2 separate regions of the Homo sapiens genome follow, and region 2 is linked to region 1. A link is a contact called in ENCODE Hi-C data. All regions are on one chromosome and are shown on one strand. Each heading gives the region's core, a stretch centred on a gene start or an enhancer-like site at or near the end of the contact. The rest is flanking DNA. Distances are from core to core; before and after follow the strand shown. Region 1 has its middle 10 kb from the start of CD180. Region 2 overlaps ZNF366 (zinc finger protein 366).

Region 1 (2,930 bases), core at 401-2,900:
AAATAGTTCTCTTTCAGCTCCTGCATGGCTGGAACATATGTAAGATTTTTAGGTTTTTGAGATTTGCTAGTTTGGGGCAATTTACATTTGGGAGTTTTAATTTCAAAATAATAAAAAATACCGAGTGTTTCCCAAGTTTTCGATTCTAGCCTAAGATCTGGAAACAACTATAATTTCTGACTTAAGAACAAAACCAAACCAGCCCCAGTCGCAGAAATCTATCACTTTATTATGTGGAGATTGATGGGGAGTTGGTCAAAACCTTGCTCAATCCCTGTGACCTCCGTGCTCAGGAAAACACATCTTCATTATTTTTCTTTGATTTTTATAGGTTGCATTTGTTTCTTTGCCTGTCGTTCATTTCACTTCGATTGCATTTTCTTTCTGAAAGTCTTTTTCCTGTAAGGCCAGTTTGGTCAGCATTCAGTTCTTGCTTTAATTGGGCCTCTTTAAGCTTTCATCCCCTCAGATTTTTATATTCGTTTTTATTGTTGAACCTCACTTTAAGCTGTGGCTTTTCATTGTCATACCTTCCCATTTGTTCCTCATTCACCAGAACTTTGTTTCTGTGGGATCATCATCTTTCTTGGTCTGTGGAAGGCCCAGGTAGCACCCATTTGTTTTCTTCCCTCAGTGTCTCGTTGGGGCCCACTCATCTGAGTCCTTGGGGTTGCTCAGATGCCTGATCATCTCAGCAGCCAGCACCATCAAAGAGGAAACCTGCCTGAGATCCCGGCTCTGAGCTTCTTCCAGTTCAGGGTCTGGGACCTAGTGTCCAGCTGAGGCACCGTGGGATGTGTTTGTAGGAGGTAAGTCAGGGAGTGGTGGGCTCCAGCCCCCTGAGATGTGACATGCCCCACAGCCCTGACATTGGCCAATGTGGTAGGCAGTTCACCTCTGAGGTAGGGCAAATCTAGCTTTTTGACTTTTTCCCCAAATGAGATGCAAGATATGGAGCCTATGGAGAAGAAAATAAGAAGCTAAGAACTGGTGTGTCTTGGGTTTTCAACCAGAGAAAAAATCCAGTTTATATGGCAGAATAAGCATATACCATGATCAGACCAGCCATAAACAGACATCAAGGTAGCGAAAAAGTCCTTACAGAGAGATGCCATCAGCAATGGCCAAGTATGGTGATATTCTAACATTCTAGTTTCAAATTCTAGCATAGTTTTTCTCGTTGGAACATAACTACTGTAGTTCCTGTTGCAGTCTATAATTAATGAACAAACAAACAAAAAAAGAAGTAAAAAGAGGAAATTGTAAAATTTCTGTTCCCACCTTCTAAATATAGTTTAATTTGCTTTAAACAAATCTACCATAACACTTTTAATTTGTAGAACTGATAAACATTAATTTATCAAAGGACTCATATTATTTGTGACTGTGCTCACAGACTAGAGTTCCTTGTAGAATTTCTTTCAACTGTAACAAACGTGGTGCAAGTTTTTTGATGACTTGATTTTTAAAAATTTAACTACACATATCTTGGCTGTATAAAGCGAGGCTGACTTGTAACTTTGAAACATGCACATTAAATAGTCAAGAGTCAATAAAGAAACTGAACAAATGACAAAAAATGTTTGCTTCAAGTGAGTCAGTCATGACAAAACTACTCTCAGAATTGATTTGGAGATAGCCTAGGCTGTGGTTTTTCAGAGAAACCTGTACAGCTGGGTGGGGCACTGCGGTTTGCTAGTTTCTGGAGAGGTCAAAATGTGAAGTCAAAATGGTGTGCTGATACGGGAAATGACTGAGCTCCATTGCAATTCAGACCTATGACAAGCGGTTAAGGCACCTGCTATCCCCAGGCCTCAAGCTCTGTGTGGGTGCAGTGGAGCTGGATTCTTGAAGAGCTGGTTGTTTTCCAGGGCAGGAGATGGCCTGCTCCCAATCCAGAATTCTAACAAGAAAATAGCCTGGCCATGGCCCACACTTCCCAAATAGATGCACCTTTTTTTTTTTTGGATTGTCATCTTTTAAAAAAAAATACATATACTTTCATCAGCAGAATTGAATTTGGAAGGTTGCTGATGTTTTTTAAATTAATAGAATATGAAGCATTTACCATTTTCATAAGAAAGCTCATTAAAATTTACCTTTTATCCCCCTCTTGTCTGAGAAATGAGTATCTAGCACATAGTGCTTACTATTGCCAGGTACTGTTCTAAGTATTTTAGAGATGCAAACTAATGTAATCCTATGCCTAGACTCTGAGTAGTCTTTTCTAGGCAAAGAAACACAAGGAAGCTAAGTAAATTGCCCAAGGTCATTCACTGTATGGATGGGTTGGGGCTTGAACCTAGGGAGTCTGGCCCCAGAGATCAAACAAGAGAAAGAAGGCATCAGGGAAGCCCGAAGAAGGGAAAAAAAACCCACCAAAACAACCAGTTTTGCCCAATGCTTTGAAGAAAACTTTTAATCCTGTCTCCTTCCTTGCCCATGAAAAATGTCCATTTAGTCATAGTCGGAGTCAAGGGCAGAGCGAGGTGGGAGAGTGCCAGCCCGATGCTCTGTGACCCCATCCCAGCCTCGTCCCCTAGGCTTTCTCTTAGGCAGTGCTCTCCCAGCCTCTGTCATCTCCTTAAACATGGGTCTCCTTGCCTGGGCGAACCCTGCACATCCTTCTGAGCAGCACTGCCCAGTAGAAATGGGAGCCACATATGCAACTGTAAGTTTTCTAGTAGCCCACCTTAGAAAGAAAAAAAAAACCACGAAACAAATCTGTCATTGCTTTCTTCTTCCACATTTTGCTTTTTAAACTTCTGTTTTAAGTTTTTTACTTTAAAAAAATTCCCAAAAAGGAGACAGAAAACAGCTCCTGGAAGAATTTACAACCAACTGCATCGGGGTCTGGGAAACTGGACCAGGGTGGGGATGAGTGGATGGGAAGGGGTCCCCTTTAGTCACTGCGGCCTCACTGGAAGACC
Region 2 (2,949 bases), core at 112-2,611, 5.3 Mb after region 1:
CAACTAATTGTTTCCTTTTAATACATTAGGAGTTGTAATATACTCCTAATATAATGTTAATCTCAAAAGCATATTTATTTTCAGCATTTGAATTTTTGTCACCATTGTCCTAGTAAAGCAAAAAAAAAAATGTCGAACAGAGATGATGTGGCTATTTCTTTAAACATAAATGGCACAATTATGTCCCCAAATGCAGAGAATTTAGGTGCATACATTTTAATTTTTTACGTATCTTAATGTCATAATATTAATTTCCCCCAGTTTCTGTGTGTATGTATAATGATTCTCCCACCCTTAAAATAGTAGTCTGTGCACACTAGAATAAAATCAGAAACCCAGAAGGTTTTTTAAAAAGTAGGATCTCGGCTGGGCGCAATGGCTCATGCCTGTAATCCCAGCAATTTGGGAGGCTGAGGCAGGTGGATCATGAGGTCAGGAGTTTGAGACCAGCCTGGCCAAGATGGTGAAACCCGTCTCTATTAAAAATTCAAAAATTAGCCAGGTGTAGTGGCGGGTGCCTGTAATCCCAGCTACTTGGGAGGCTGAGGCAGGACGATTGCTTGAACCCAGGAGTCGGAGGTTGCAGTGAGCCGAGATTGCACCACTGCACTCTAGTCTGGGTGACAGAGCAAGACTCTGTCTAAAAAAAAGAAAAAGAAAAAGAAAAAAGTAGGATCTATCCAGGGAAATTTTTACAGACATTTAAAACAGCAGTCCCTTTCTGAATACAGATGTTTTTCTGCATAAAGACCTTAAGGATCATCACCGGTCCCTACAGAGGTCAAGGAGAACTAGATCTGATTTCCCCTTGGCCTGCTTGAAAGAGAGATCAGCTGTGGCTGCTTCTAGCTATTAATATCTCTGCCTTTGAGCACCAGCACCAGGTGATAAGGAGAAGCCCGAGGTGGTGAAACAACAACAACAACAAAATCTAGCAAACAAACCATCCTGGGGAAGGGGAGTGTTGAAGGGAAAAGCAGGGGAAGGATGTCTTCCTGAGGAGGTAATTTATCTTGAAATCAGTCAAGTTAAAATTCTGGGTGTCCTCAGCAAAAATATTAATAGATTCATAGAAAACCTCAATGTGTACCACCCACATGCTCCGCTCTATTTCTTAAAGTAGATCCACAGGCACCCATAAAACTGACAGGATTCTTATGCAGGAGGCAGGAGAGGCTTGGGGATGGCAATCTGGTTAAGAGACCCAAAACATGAGGAGGTGGGGCAAGCCCTCCTCTGAGTCATTGATCCATGGCTGCCTCCAGAGACCCTGGAGAAAACCAGCAGGTTGTAAGACAGTTCCCCACCAGAAAGAGTTGAAACAACGTGCAAAAAGAAAGAAGAACTGAAAATGTAAAAGCCGCTGCGTGTGGGATAATGGAAAGAGCGTTGGTTTGGAGCCTGAAAGTCTAGGTTTGAATGTTGGCTTTGTGCTAGCAGCTGTGGGAGAGTGAGTAAGTTACTTTTGAGGTTTGATTTTCTCATTCATGAAATGGGAGTTAGGATATCCTCATAGGGTTGTTGGAAATTTAGAATGTGTATGAGAAAGTATGTTAAACACTAGACAGTATGCTGCCCTTAAGGAGTGAGAAAGAGTGGACAGGAGAGGGGGACTGGGTTGTGATCAGTGGTTTGATGCTGTCTAACATCATGTCTGTTTTCTAAGCTGAAGCTCTTGATCATGACTCATGGCATCTGGGCCTCTGCCTTGCAAGTTAACCACGACTTTACCCATTTATCCTGAGTTGGTCTTGTCACAGCAGCGAAGGTGAACCACGCTCAAAAAGGCTATGGATAAGGCTAGGGTGAGTTTATTCATACCATGTGGCGATAAACCATGTAGTTAAAGAATACCTCCCCATCCCTTCTCTATGGCTGTTTTTGCTATTACGGAGATGTTTTCAAGCTTATATTAATAACAGTCTGCTTTGATGAATGGGGAGTTGAAGCAAAGGCTGATCTCATGAGCTATTTCAGCCAGTGTGTGAGAAACTGAAACATTGCCCCGAATCTAACATCAGAGGTCACCTTCCTAGGGACAGGAGGACCTGTTTGTCAAACCCAAAGTCTCAGACACTAGAATAGTGCTGGGTCAACACTAGCAAACCAGCTCTTGCAATTCTTGCTAAACTGTGAAGACAGGGACTGGATCTGTTTTATTCACTGCTGCATCTTCAATTCCCGGGATGGAACCTGGCTCAAAGTAGATGCCCAATCAACTGCTTTGGGATGAGAGAAGAAATGGGTGGTTCTTGTTTTTAAAGTCTCCCATGAAGTTTTAAAAGGTATAATTTTATCTTGTGTTATTTAGACTGTGGATGACTTTCGATATTTCCCTAATGAAATCATCAGCACATCTATAAGTTATTAGGTAGTTATGAAAAGAACTTGATACACACGCTTTGTGTGAGTTGTTGCGTACCCTCCTCATCCAAGGGCACTATTCTCTGAGCTAACTCTCAGATTCAGGGTAAGCCCTAAGGCCTGGTACACTAATGCTGGAGAGCCATTATCAAAGTGCCACCAAGTTCTGCAACCCAGCCAGAAAACAGATTCCTGAAAAGGCCGAAGGGCAGTCATGGGTAGAAAGAAAGACTCCTGGACTGAGAAAGGGAAATGTAAACCAAGAATGGGTAGTCACCCTTCACTCTTCCACCTAAAAAAATGTTTGGGAAATTAGTTGCAACCCATTCTTTGTACTAATAAGAGGGAGAAGACTTTAGAATAATCATACATTTTCATTGTTACGGTCAGACATTTTTCTAAGGTCCCTGGCTTTCTACAATGCATCACCCAAACCCAATAGGCTATAAATCAAGAAACAAATAGTTTGAAAAGGAAAATATTGGGTTCATCTGTGTTAAAGGAATCTGGGGCTCAGATAGCTTCCTTAACTGCTATTATCCATAAGAGTTGGTTATAGAAATAGGGAAATCGGGAATGAATGAA

What was found. A loop is a pair of places that touch in the nucleus more often than their neighbours do. Pooled maps may share reads with other maps.
Region 2: a loop to region 1 is called in a map with no recorded cell type, with 20 times the contacts of the local background. The contact joins two enhancer-like sites. A Hi-C loop is called at or near these places in 2 of 37 single-sample maps with no recorded cell type and 1 of 50 pooled maps.

Annotation. Positions count from the first base shown.
Region 1 is chr5:67,205,446-67,208,375 of GRCh38, forward strand. No RefSeq gene overlaps it. Among named protein-coding and RNA genes, the nearest start is that of CD180, 10 kb to the left of the region's middle. RefSeq lists an enhancer at 705-1,904. Within about 2 kb of position 1,651, at least 13 of the 41 ENCODE cell types and tissues checked have a DNase peak (open chromatin) inside an H3K27ac peak, as active enhancers do.
Region 2 is chr5:72,464,415-72,467,363 of GRCh38, forward strand. The region is part of intron 1 of ZNF366 (zinc finger protein 366); the gene reads right to left. Among named protein-coding and RNA genes, the nearest start is that of ZNF366, 42 kb to the right of the region's middle. RefSeq lists enhancers at 897-956, 1,327-1,646. Within about 2 kb of position 1,362, at least 3 of the 41 ENCODE cell types and tissues checked have a DNase peak (open chromatin) inside an H3K27ac peak, as active enhancers do.